Linked DNA regions of Homo sapiens: all the other regions are linked to region 1. A link is a contact called in ENCODE Hi-C or POLR2A ChIA-PET data. All regions are on one chromosome and are shown on one strand. The core of a region is the stretch at or near the end of the contact, and the rest is flanking DNA. Distances in the headings are between cores, read along the strand shown. Region 1 holds the start of PPP1R15B (protein phosphatase 1 regulatory subunit 15B). Region 2 overlaps LOC124904486 (a long non-coding RNA gene). Region 3 has its middle 15 kb from the start of BTG2.

Region 1 (4,372 bases), core at 1,215-3,714:
TTTCTCAATCCAAGTATATGAATTTAGAGGCCTTCCTCAAAAATACATGCACTCCTAAGCCTCCAAAGTCATGCTGCTATATTTAAGCATATAAAAACAGTCAGAACATATCAGGCATGTTAAAAGACAAGAAACAAACCTTTTTTCTTTTGACATGTGTGTGTCTTCCTCCAGAAAGAACGTCACGCTGTACCGAGTCTGGACATTCACTTTCTTGGCTCCCCAACAGCTGCACCTTACAAGAAAGTAAGGTGTGACACTCAGAAATGGCCACAATGGACTCAGATGGGGTCTTTGAGTCACGACAGCCTTTCTCATTTTCCCCTGATGTTTGAAAAGGAGCCTTAAAATTTAAAGGGTTGTAGGGGTCATCAGAATTACAGAATGAGTTCCACAGTTTGAGACTCTCTGCTTCATCTGCACTAGATTCCCAGTCATCTTCCTCCCCAGAACTATGCTCAGGGGTCTCAGGAAGGCTTCCAGACTGGGAGGAATTCTCTAGATCAGACTTGCCAGACAAATCCTTCTCTGAATCAGAAGGCTCTTCAGGAACAATTCTGGCAGCAGTCTGAATTGTTGCTGTAAAGTTCTGGGGATTATAAGGATCTACACTGCAGAAAGAGTTCCAAAGGTGAAGCCCTTCAGGGTCTTGTTCAAGGTCTGAGTCTGACAGTGAGCTATCACTATCAAAACCATCATCCTCAGCTTCCTCATCCCAATCCTCACCTTCTGGATCAGAACTTGTTTCCAGGTCACTGGATGCACCTCCCAAAATATAATCTATCAGTTTGTTACTACAAGCTGGTCTGGCAGAAATGGGAAGGTCACCTTCTAGGTATGAGTAATCAACTACACTTATTCGGCCCTCTCCAGGCTCCTTTTCCATAGGTATCTCACTAGATGGACAGCCCTCAGAAGGGCTCTCTTCTTCCAAAGCAAGTGGAACCTCTGTAGTTAATAATTCTATTTTTTCTTCAGTGGATTCCTGGGTGTTTCCAGGAATGTCTCCAGCAGCAGGAACAAACTGTGTTGGGTTATCTCTGCAGTGTTTTGGATCCATCCGGAGAAGGCTGTGTTCCTCCTCCAGGCTGTGGTAGCCATTATCCTGGTCAGGGGTGGGTAAATCTTGCCCCTTGCTAGCCTGTTGAAGGAATTCCAGCCGTTTCATGCGAAGATGGTGAATTTCTGGTAGGCCTTCCGTAGAAAGAGGTGGACATCCCTGCCACGAGGCCGGAATGAGTTCTGCACTCAGCGGCTGGGGATGACAATGGTCCTCTCTCAGGCAGCTGCTCTCTGGGGTTAGTGTCTGGAAGCCGACTACCTCGCTATTTCCATCACTGTTCTGATAGCTGACTTCTAGCCTAGGAAAGCAGTCCAGGTAGGAAGGGTTCAGCAAATAGGATACCACACTGAAATTGTCTATGCGTTGAATGTTTAGAGGCCCAGAGGGCGAAGAGCCAAGTTCCCGGTTAGAGTACAGACGGGATTGAAGGCTACTGGGCAACAGCTCCACTCCCCACAGCTGCTGCTCTAAGAGAAAAGCCTGTGCTGCAGGGTCCAAAGCACTTCCCTTGGCCTTAAGCTCCAATTTTAGGTCTGGGGGCGAGTATTGCCAGTGGATCCCCTCCTCTAGCCAATCAAGGGGACTGGTGACCGAGGGGTCTGAGGAGTCGAGCTGCAGCGAACTCAAAGATTTCTGCGCTGTGGGGGCGGCTGGTTTCTCCCGTCCCTTCAGGGCTCTCAGGGCGCTGTAGACTCCAGCAAAATCTAGCCATCTGGTCGGAAACATTCCACCGAAAAGTTGGCTCCAAATTAGCACCTTCTGAAGCAATCCGGGGAGCGGCGCAAGGAGCTGGGAGAGCAGTTTCGTCCAGTAACTGACCCGAGTCTCGGGCTGGGCAGAGGAAAGCAGTGTGGGGTTCCCGGAGTTTTCCGGGCCAAGAGGCGTCGGGAACTTAGAAGAGCCTGCTTGCGATCGCCGAGGGAAAAAGGGTGGCCAGAACCGGAAGCCCGCCCGAGGGCCAAGCCGTTTCCGCGATCCGCCTGTCCCCGGCTCCATCTCCTTTTTCTTGACAGTCTCTCAGGTAGGGCCGCGGCGCTCAGCGGCTGGAGGTCGACGGGATTCGGAGGAAGCCTACAGAGTCTCGGCCTTGCCCAGCGGTGGCGTCGCTGCTCCAGGCCGATCTTCGAGCCAGCAGAAAAGCCACAGAGGGCAGCGAATGCGGCAGCGGGCGGCAGAACACAGGGAAGAACAGCCCGCGCAATAGGCGGCGACTGATGCGACTTCCATCCTGGCGGGGAAGGAGGTTCCCTAGTCGGCTCGACGCTTCAACACCATGGATAGGAGTCCCCCCACGGCCTCGGCGATGGTTTTCCGACTGACAGAGGGTTGAAAAGCCCCTGAGCAACGCGATACCGGAAGGACTGGGTAGGCCGGCTGGTGCGGTGGAAGCGAAGCCCAAAATGGCCGCAGGGCCCGCGCGCCGGCAGGACACCCCCCTAGACGCCGGAAGAGACGCAGGACTGTTGGGCGTCTACGTCCCTAGCGCCGCGCCGCCCAACGTCACTCGCAAAATCCCCGGGGGGCGGGCCTTTCCGCCCACTTCCGTGTGGCCGCCGATTGGTTTTGCCAGATTTCCCTGTCGGCTTCCTTACTCGAGGTAGAGCCGCACGGCAGCGTGAGGTTGCATCAGCCGGGGCGGGGGGGGGGGGGGGGGGGGGGGGGGGAATGCACGCATGCGCAGTCGTTTCTGTGTGGTCTCCTAGGAGACCGCCCCAACAGCCCTCTAGGTTAAAGGTCTTGGGGAGGGGAGGGGTTTTCAAAATAACCCGAGAATTTCCCGGAGGCGTTTTGATGGCCTAATACACACTGACGTGTGTACAGTCATCCCCTCTCATGAAATGGGGATTAGTTCCAGGACCCCGTAGACACCAGAATCCGCAGACGGTCAAGTCCCTTATGTAAAATGGTATAGTGTTTGCATATAACCTGCATACACCTTCCCAGATATTTAAACCATCCCCTAGATTAAGTATAATACCTAATACAATGCAAGTGCTATGGAACTAGTTGTTATACTGTATTTATTTGTATTATGTTTTATTATCTTTATTTTTCCCGAATATTTTCAATCCATGGAAGGTTGAATGCCCCGCGGGCCAACTGTAGGGTTATCGTAGTCTTAGATTTTTATTATTTATTTATTTGAGACAGGGTCTAGCTCTGTCGCCCAGGCTGGAGTGCAGTAGTGCGATCTCGGCTCACTGCAGCCTCAACCTCCTGGGCTCCAGTGAGCCTCCCACCTCAGCCTCCCGAGGAGCTGGGACTACAGGCTCGCACCACCACGCCCAGCTAAATTTTTTTTTTTTTTGAGACGGATTCCCACTCTGTCGCCAGGCTGGAGTGCAGTGGCGCAATCTCGGCTCACTGCAACCTCCGCCTCCCGGGTTCAAGCGATTCTCCTGCCCCAGCCTCCCTAGTAGCTGGTACTACAGGCGTGTGCCACCACGCCCAGTTAATTTTTTGTATTTTTAGTAGAGACAGGGTTTCACCATGTTGGCTAGGATGGTCTCGATCTCCTGACCTTGTGATCCGCCCGCCTCAGCCTCCCAAAGTGCTGGGATTACAGGCGTGAGCCACCGTGCTCGGCCAATTTTTGCATATTTTTATAGAGACAGGGTTTCGTCGTGTTGCCCAGGTTGGTTTCAAACTCAGCTCAAGTGATCTGCCCGCCTCGGCCTCCTAAAGTGCTGGGGTTACAGGCGTGAGCCACTGCGCCCAGCCTGACAGATATTTCAGGGTTCTCCTATTGTTCAGTACTATGTAGACCATCAACCTGAGATCTTATGTAAAAGTTGGGCAGTGCTGCGTACATACATGTCTGGTGTGGGGCAAACTAAACTCACAGAGAAGCAGCTCAGTCCCCAGAACTATTTACTCTCTTTTATGCTTCCAAGCAGGCAACATATTCAATTCATATTTATTAATACTTCCTTAGCAACCAGAACCACAGAATACAACAGCCAAAAAGGAAACATGGACCACTATCCTTTGAAAAAAAAAATGGCTGGTAATTTTAATTGCTGTATTTGATTATCTCTTGTGAGTTTGGTCTTAGTTCATTTCTTTATTTCTGCTAAAACTCTGTAATAGATACCCCTGAAGTCAAGTACCAATTACAGAGGGAGGGTGGCAGTTATGAGCACTAGGGACAGCAGAAAAATCTTTAGGGAGCTGGGAGGAGACCAGCAGCTCCTCCTGCCTTACTGGGCCTGTTCAAGGAACAACCACTTCTTTTTTTCTTTTTTGAGACGAGTCTCGCTCTGTTGCCCAGGATATAGTGCAGTGGTGTGATCTCTGCTCACTGCAACC
Region 2 (4,372 bases), core at 1,271-3,770, 1.1 Mb before region 1:
TCCGGATCTTAGCCCAGGATTCTGTACTATTTTGTCAGGGCTCCTATGCTTTCAAGCAAGCATTCAGCTCACCTCACTGTCGTTAGCAGGAGGGTTGGTCCAAATTAGCTAATTTGCTATTGCCAGAAGCTGCCATTTCTGTATCTTAGTTTATTCTTTCAAAAACTCAATCTTCGACAGCTGAGAGCAGTATTTAAAAATTTCTCTTCTCCTATATGATTTGTGGTTTAGGCAACTCCTGAATTTTTGATATATTTCACATTTTATCTTTTGAGATAGCATTATTTAATGTCTTAAGGTTTATAATGGTTATAAACACATGGTGAATATTTTATGCCTTCTATTTCCCAGCCATTGCTTTTTTGTCTTAAATTTTACGTTCTGTTTTTTGTGTAAATTTCATCTACTTTGTATATCTTTGCCTATATTATTATTTTGTAACCATTCAAAAATATTTTGCTTTAAACCTGTGTTATAAAAACATTCACATTGCTTATCATTACTAGCATGATTTACCTACTGTAATTTTATGTTACACATTATATATCTTTTGTTCCTCTTTATTATTTTCTTGTCTTTTGCTATATTAATCCATTTTTTTCTTACTCTTTCTCTCTAGGTTCTTGGGAATTTTCCATTCAGCTTTTATTCTATTAGCGGATGGATAACTTTTATTTATTTTTTATCTTTTTATTTTTGAGACAGGTTCTTTCCCTGTTGCCCAGGCTGGAGTGCAGTGACTCAATTTTGGCTCACTGCAGGCTTGACTTCCTGGGCTCAAACCTCCGAGGACTGGGACTACCAGCTTGGCACGCACCATCTTGCCCGGCAACTTATCTTTTTTGTAGAGATGATGGGGGTGGGGGGTGGTTCTCAATATGTTGCCCAGGCTGGTCTCAAACTCCTGGGCTCAAGCAATCCTCCCACCTTGGCCTTCCAAAATGCTGGGATTATAGGGGTGAACTACTGCACCTGGCTGATACCTTTTATTTTTAAAATCTCTTAACTTCCTTTTTTTTTTTTTTAGATGGAGTCTCGCTCTGTCGCCCAGGCTGGAGTGCAGTGGCATGCTTTCGGCTCACTGCAACCTCCGCATCCCAGGTTCAAGTGATTCTCCTGTCTCAGCCTTCCAAGTAGCTGGGATTACAGGCGTACGCTGCCACGCCTGGCTAATTTTTTTTTAATTTTTTAGTATTTATTGATCATTCTTGGGTGTTTCTCGGAGAGGGGGATTTGGCAGGGACATAGGACAATAGTGGAGAGAAGGTCAGCAGATAAACATGTGAACAAAGGTCTCTGGTTTTCCTAGGCAGAGGACCCTGCGGCCTTCCGCAGTGTTTGTGTCCCTGGGTGCTTGAGATTAGGGAGTGGTGATGACTCTTAACCAGCATGCTGCCTTCAAGCATCTGTTTAACAAAGCACATCTTGCACCGCCCTTAATCCATTTAACCCTGAGTTGACACACCACATGTTTCAGAGAGCACCGGGTTGGGGGTAAGGTTATAGATTAACAGCATCCCAAGGCAGAAGAATTTTTCTTAGTACAGAACAAAATGGAGTCTCCTATGTCTACTTCTTTCTACACAGACACAGTAACAATCTGATCTCTCTTTTTCCCCACATTTCCCCCTTTTCTATTCGACAAAACCGCCATCGTCATCATGGCCCATTCTCAATGAGCTGTTGGGTACACCTCCCAGACGGGGTGGCAGCTGAGCAGAGGGGCTCCTCACTTCCCAGACGTGGCGGCCCGGCAGAGGGGCCCCCCACCCCCCAGACGGGGCGGCCGGGCAGAGGAGCCCCCCACCTCCCAGATGGGGCGGCTGCCGGGCGGGGGCGCCCCCCCATCTCCCAGAAGGGGCGGCTGGCCCGGGTAATTTTTTGTATTTTAGTAGAGACGGGGTTTCACCGTGTGGCGTAGGCTGGTCTCGAACTGGTGAGCTGAGGCCATCTGCCCGCCTTGGCCTCCCAAAGTGCTGGGATTACAGGCGTGAGCCACCGCGCCCGGCCTAAATGTCTTAACATCAAGAATAAGGCCATATCGATCAATAAGATACATGCATACTATTTTGCCACCTCTCACTTTTTATTAATAGTATACTCTTTCTTTGCTACCTCCCAGTTTTTGTCAAAGTAAATTGTGATACAAAAACCCCAATTTATAATCATGAAATATTTATTATATTTAATTTTAATAATAATGATTAGTTTCATATTATATTAATTATAATTATTTCGTTCATTTAGTTTTATTGATTTGATTGTTCTTTGCCTTTTCTTTTACATTTTTTCTGTTGAATTATTTATTTTGATTCGTTTCTTAGCTGGCAGGACTATGTCCTCAAGTACTATTTTTCAAAAAGGGCTTATAGAAGAGCTCTCCCATCCTCAGTGGAGTTGGCTAACATCCTGTACCAGTTACCAGTTTATTACTCTCTGGCTCCAAACGTTTCTCCCTTGCCAGCGGGCACAGTGTTAAACTGTGTCAGTAGAGGGCGCTAGAGGACAGAGAGAAGAAGAGACTTCTCTTGCGGTTTCTTTAAGCTTTCCTTCCTACTTGCTTTCGGGACTCTGAACCCCCGGGGTTCTCAGCTCAGTTTCAGGGCACTTCCGCAGGCATCTTCACGGCTAGTTCTGTGGGTGTCCCACTTAGTTTCCCAGTGGCGAGTTCAGCCGCACCGTCTTGGGTGGATTCCTGGTGGAGCCGACTTGACCCAGCCAGTTTCCTGCGAAGTCCCGCATGCGCACTTCCCCGGGGGCAGCTTCCCAGCAAGTTCTGCGTGAGTCCTAGGTGGCTTTGCCATGAGTTCAGCGCATCCCCCAACAGCAACTTCCGGAGGAATTTTGTGGGCACCCCAGCAGGGGGCTTCCAGCCCCTGAGCCGTGGCCTGCCGTTCTCTTCCCCACAATGTTCGCTCTCTTGACTGTGGCCCGGTTCTGTCCAGGGACAACCCAGAGAACTCTTCTGCCCTCAATGGGCTGCAACGCACTTTCTCCAGCAAGGACTGAACCCCAGTCTCGGAGAGCTAGGCTTCTTCACGTTCGTTCTTTCTTTTTGGGTTCTCCCCCACCCCTGCGAGATCATCTAACATTCCTCTTTATTCCCACTGCACCATTAATTTCTATCCTGACTGATTCACAACCCCGAGTTCCGAAGCAAGGGCAAGCTGTGGGGCGCTTCTTGCCGTCTCTACTCAAAACGGAAAAAGCTGGCCAGGCGCGGTGGCTCACGTCTGTAATCCCAGCACTTTGGGAGACTGAGACAGGAGGATCGCTTGAGCCCAGGAGTTCAAGATCAGTCTGGACAACGTAAGGAGACCCTGTCTCTTCAAATATATATATATATATATATATATATATATATACACACACACACACACACATATACATATGTGTATATATACATATATATGTGTGTATATATATACACATATATGTGTGTGTATATATGTATATATGTATATAATTATATATGTATATATGTGTATATATACGTATATAATTATATATACACACATATATGTGTATATATGTAAAATTAGCCAGGCATGGTGGTACGTACCTATGGTCTCAGCTACTCAGGAGGCTGAGGCAGGAGGATCGCCTGAGCCCTGGGGTGTTGAGGCTGTGGTGAGCTGTGATGGTGCCACTGCACTCCAGCCTGGGGCAGGGACTGAGACCCCATCTCAAAAAATAAAAATAAAAAGAATGGAAAGAACCAATGAAATCTTGATGCTATTAACACCTCTGAATATTTCACTGGTTTCTAGAATCCACACAAAACAGGAATCCTACAGAATGATGGCTTGCAGAGGACATTGTAACAGGGCAGTCAAACCAGTTGGAGAAGTGTGCTCTGTCCTATAAAAACGTGCTCCTTCCTGACGTCTACCCCATGTTGGTGGGCCCATGATCTCCTCCTAGACCTCTCAGCTGAAATCAGTCCTGTCCCTGTGTTTGGTGTCCTTCATACCCTCTCGTGGCTGCCTCCCTGCCACGGCCCTGGCTCAGGCCCTGGTCACCTTGCCTAGGGTAGTGGCTTCCCTGGGAATGCCATCTCCACTCAATACTCCTTCTGGTGCTAGAGTGCCCTGCTCAAGGCCTCACCTCCCACGAAGCTTCCTGAACAGCTTAACTCACTGTTTCTTCCTGTTCTGCCCTCTCCTATTATCTGTGCAAATCTGAAGGCACTTTCTGCTCTGTCATGTACCTGATCTTTCCTGCCAGCCTAGACTGCTTTGATGAAAACTGCATCAGATAGCAGAGGAAACACTTATTTGTATGGAAGTGGCGTCCTCTGCTGGTAGAAGTATGTAATGACTGGAACTTTTCCCTAGCTGTGTAAAGGACCCTCACTGCCCAAAGCTGAGAC
Region 3 (4,372 bases), core at 1,173-3,672, 1.1 Mb before region 1:
CCACAATGGCTGCAGCCTTGCACCACCTTTTCTCCTTCATGAGCCTCAGTTTTCCTATCTGTAAAATGAGTCACCTGTGCTAAATTATCTCTTACCATTCTATTTTTGTTTCCATATGGAACAGGAAAAAAAAAACAACCTATTTCTTCTGCTCTATTTCCTGCCGGCACATAACCCAGGTCTTGTCCTCGTAACATTCATACAACAGCCTCCTGCCCTCCCTGCCCTACCACCGGACTGACCATCATCCTAGCACAACGCAAACTCTATTTTCTTTTTTTTTTCCCAATTTTTTTATTTATAAAAATACGGAATGCTTCACAAATTTGTGTGTCATCCTTGCGCAGGAGCCATGCTAATCTCCGTATCGTTCCAATTTTAGTATATGTGCTGCCGAAGCGAGCATGCAAACTCTATTTTCATCATGCCATTCCCTTCCTGCAGACTTTCTTTGCCATTCTGTATTCCTAAGATGGGAATCCCAGGCTCTCTCAGTCTTTCCAACCCCAAACTCCTTGTGCAGTAGCCCAACCAGGCCAGAGCCCCTCACCGAATTCTCTCCTGCTCACCTTTCCTTGCAGCTCTGCTGACATCTGCAAGTTTCTGTACTCTGCCAATTGATGTGGCACAAATCACTTTCTTCTAGGATGTGAGCACCTACTGTGTGCTGAACACTCACTATTGCCAGGGACTCCGCCTGGTATTTTACACACAGTATCTCTACTGTTTTTTTGAATGCAGTCTCTGAGATCTTATGACCTCAGATTCACGGATGAAGAAAGCAAGGCACCAGTAACTAGAAGAGGGCAGTGGTGGAAATGGGTTTAAAACCTATGTGCGCCTGTCTCCAGCATCAATGCTGTTTTCCCTTACCACTGCCTCTTCAGGATGCCTTCCCTGAATAATTCCACTTGTCCTCTATATACATTCTTACCTCAGGGGTTTCCAGCATTCATGCATATGGTTTAAAACTGCTCACATCTTTATGACATATTTCTTACTTCAGAACTCCTTAAGGATGTATACACATAGTTTATTACTGTTCACACTTTTATAGCAAACACAGTCAGCACATTGCTCTGTGTGTGTGTGTGTGTGGGTGTCTGTGTGTGATGGAGTCTCGCTCCTTCACCCAGGCTGGAGTGCAGTGGTGTGATCTTGGTTCACTGCAACCTCTGCCTCCCCAGTTCAAGCCATTCTCCTGCCTCAGCCTCCCAAGTAGCTGGGATTACAGGCACGTGCCATCACACCGGGCTAACTTTTGTATTTTTAGTAGAGACAGAGCTTCAACACAATGGCCAGGTTGGTCTCAAACTCCTGACCTCAAGTGATCTGCTGGCCTCGGCCTCCCAAAGTGCTGGGATTACAGGCGTGAGCCACCGGGCCCGGCAGCACATTGCTTTGAGTTGACGTCTGGTGGCTCTGCAAGCCCTTCTCCCCTCTCCAACTGTCGTCACTCACACCTCCATGGCAGGAATCATTTCTATTTCCTTTTTCACCTCCATGTGCTTGTCTACCATTCTGCACGGAGCAGGCCTAAGTACACTGACCATTGGATGACAGATACGGGTTGAACAAACTACAGTGTGGTCCTCAGGTAGCTGTGGGGCAAGTGTCCCCTCCTCACCACCCCTCCATCCTCCCACTCTAAACCTAAAAGGAAAAGTGCTCTATTTGGGAGTCTCCTAAGAGGGAGTGAAGGAGCTCTGTAAGCTAAGCCAGCCTGCATACATGGTTCCCGGCACAAAGTCTACACACCAGTGAACACGTTCTTGGGTGGATGCTGGATGCTGATGGCAGGGCTTCATTTGATGTTGGTGAAGTCAGTTCTACCCTGAACCTCAACAACTTGAAATCATAAGCAGTAAATAGGCAGACACAGATGGAGATCTAGGTAAGTTTGGAAATAACTGAAGACTTATCTTTGGAATGAGCTTTCACATTACATGGGCGGGCTTTTACATCACGTGGGCTGATGAAGACTGATGATTCAGTCTTCATGCCTGAACCACGGGTTTACTTTTACATGGTCCACAGAGGTTCAGAAGCTCTGGCTGAGGCTAAGGAGGCAAAGCCTTCTGAGGAGTCTTTCCTGTATGATTGCTCTTGTTCTCACTCAAGGCAAGCTGGTGCTAGACAGGGATGATCCCTTTACTGTGTATGTGTTAGTGGGGGACTGAGAGGAGGATGGTGCATTTCAGCAACTCAGCTGTTAGTTCCCAGCAGCTGGTGGGTGCCATGAGAAGTGCAATTAAGCCCCTGACCCCCCTCCCCCAGCTCCTCCCCAGCCTAGCTACTCCCTTGCAAACCCTTTCTTCGTGGGCAGAATGTTCCCTTGCCAGCTGCCTGCTCCTCCAGGTGTTTCCTGTACTCTCTATTTACTGGCTGGGGTGGCTGAGGGTGGAGAGAGGGAGTCTGTTTTGGTTTCCTGTTAGCCAATGGCAGTGGGTGTGGGGAAGGCTGGCGCTCCTGTATCTAGGGGGAGCTAACCACAAGCAGCAGCTGCCTCCTGACACCTGCCTTTCTGAGAGCATGTAAACAGTTAGGGGACGAGGGAGGAAGAAGGCCTCCTGAGCAGGGCAGACACTTCTGTTCGGTCAGGCTGGAAGAGGTCATTTCATAAGCTCCCAACCTCCATTCTTTCCAGGGGGGAAAGGGTGGGGTCAGGTCACCCCAATGACCTCAGGCCTCCCTGGACTCTAATCTCTACATGAGAAGCCCAGGTAGTACTGGGTCTACCTCCACTGTCTACCTGCCATGAAATGGATGGCACTGCCTCCCCAGGCAAAGGCCAGGAGTGGAGAGCGAGACCTTGGCAAAGCCTCCATTTCCTTACCTGAGACCTGAAACAGCTACACATTCCCCACCTTCACCAAGGTCCCCAAATCCAGCCAGCTTGGTGCAGAGACACTGTCACGGGTTTCCCCCTGGCCACTCTTCCCAAGAAGGCAGGACAGTATTTTTGGTTTGTTGCAGTTTTTCCAATCCAGTTGAAATGATACACTTGTCTATGTATGTGTGATCCTTCCCTTCTTTCCTTCCCTCCCTCATCCCCTTCCCTCCCCTCCTCTCTCCTCCCTTCCCCTCTTCTTCTCCCCTCTTCTCCCACTTCTCCCCTCCTCTCCCCTCCCTTCCCTCCTCCCCTCTCCTCTCCTCTCCTCTCTTTTCTCTTTCCTTGACAAGGTCTCACTCTGTCACCCAAGCTGGAGTACAGTGGCACCATCTTGGCTCACTGCACCCTCAAATTCCCGGGTTCAAGCAATCCTCTTGCCTCAGCCCCCGGAGTAGCTGGGACTACAGGCGTGCACCACCACACCCAGCTAATCTTCATATTCTTTATAGAGACAGGATTTTACCATGTTGCCCAGGCTGGTCTTAAACTCCTGAGTTCACGCTATCCACCTGCCTCGGCCTCCCAAAGTGCTGGGATTACAGGCTTGAACCACCATGCCTGGCCTCCTCAGAGCAGTTCTATAGCATTGACATTATTACCCTTAGACTGTAGAGGAAGAAACAGGCTCAGAAGGTTAAGCAAAATTACCTATGGGCACAGTGCTAGTAACTGGCAGTCAGGCTTGAATCCAAGACTGACTGAATAAACAAGAAAAATTATAGCAAACAACCCAGGGTTTCTTATGTTTCTTCTTGTCACGCTTAGTGCTCTTGTCTTCTGGATTCTAGGAACTTTTACACAAAGCCACAGTTCACTTTGCAGATAGCCTACATAAGATAAGCAGTCTGACATCCCAGTCTTACACATCTCTTATGCCCAAGCTCAGATCACCTCTCCTCTGTGAAATCATTGCCATTCATCCTAATGTTAGGTGATGTTTTAAAAACCTGCTGAGTTCTTACAGCAAGAAGCCACTGCTCCCTCCCACTGTGTGTCTTCCATGGGTTTCTTTTTTGTGTATATGTCATATTTCAATTTAAATATAAGGTCCTAGAGATCACCTCTGATGTTGCCCAACATTCACACAGCATCTGCATCTAACACAGTACCTGGACATGAAGCTGAAGCAAGAGGGACTGAGGAGACTAGATAGTCTAGATGCTTTAGGGAAGCCTCTCTTTTACCCTTTGTCTCACTCCAATTGGAGAAATCCCAGTTCAATACAGACTGGCCAGCCAGATGGGTTGCTTCACCCTAATCAGGAATTTCAGCTGCTGACTTCCCAGCCCTGGTACAAAACACAGGAACTCCTTGTGTTCATTGTGACCCACTTCCTTACTGGAGCCTGCTCAGGGTGGAGGCTTAGGTCTCAGTGGCTTCTCTTGTTTTCACAAAAGGAAAATAATCTCTGTCATAATTACTGCTTGACCAATAGGCTTCTCCTGTGACAACTCCCTGGGGGAAAGAAAATGGAGCACT

What was found. A loop is a pair of places that touch in the nucleus more often than their neighbours do. ChIA-PET counts read pairs that join two places held with the same protein, here RNA polymerase II (POLR2A). Pooled maps may share reads with other maps.
Region 2: a loop to region 1 is called in a map of cardiac septum, with 9 times the contacts of the local background. The contact joins the enhancer-like site here to the promoter of PPP1R15B in region 1. A Hi-C loop is called at or near these places in 2 of 168 maps with a recorded cell type or tissue (cardiac septum and sigmoid colon) and 8 of 50 pooled maps. POLR2A ChIA-PET finds 5 or more read pairs at or near these places in 1 of 52 experiments (B cell).
Region 3: a pooled map shows a loop between it and region 1 (9-fold over the local background). The contact joins the enhancer-like site here to the promoter of PPP1R15B in region 1. A Hi-C loop is called at or near these places in 1 of 168 maps with a recorded cell type or tissue (naive thymus-derived CD4-positive, alpha-beta T cell), 12 of 37 single-sample maps with no recorded cell type and 13 of 50 pooled maps. POLR2A ChIA-PET finds 5 or more read pairs at or near these places in 1 of 52 experiments (activated CD4-positive, alpha-beta T cell).

The regions. Positions count from the first base shown.
Region 1 is chr1:204,409,353-204,413,724 of GRCh38, forward strand. It overlaps PPP1R15B (protein phosphatase 1 regulatory subunit 15B), which reads right to left and starts at 2,465. Exons shown (of 2, transcript NM_032833.5): 1 at 140-2,465. The coding sequence starts at 2,059. RefSeq lists enhancers at 1,442-2,276, 1,583-1,732, 1,993-2,692, 2,703-2,752 and a silencer at 2,211-2,657.
Region 2 is chr1:203,264,956-203,269,327 of GRCh38, forward strand. It overlaps LOC124904486 (a long non-coding RNA gene), which reads right to left. Exons shown (of 2, transcript XR_007066798.1): 2 at 2,159-4,372. Among named protein-coding and RNA genes, the nearest start is that of LINC01353, 20 kb to the right of the region's middle. Within about 2 kb of position 2,521, at least 35 of the 41 ENCODE cell types and tissues checked have a DNase peak (open chromatin) inside an H3K27ac peak, as active enhancers do; they include B cell and sigmoid colon, where a contact is called at or near this core.
Region 3 is chr1:203,318,694-203,323,065 of GRCh38, forward strand. It overlaps the pseudogene RNU6-487P. Among named protein-coding and RNA genes, the nearest start is that of BTG2, 15 kb to the left of the region's middle. Within about 2 kb of position 2,423, at least 24 of the 41 ENCODE cell types and tissues checked have a DNase peak (open chromatin) inside an H3K27ac peak, as active enhancers do.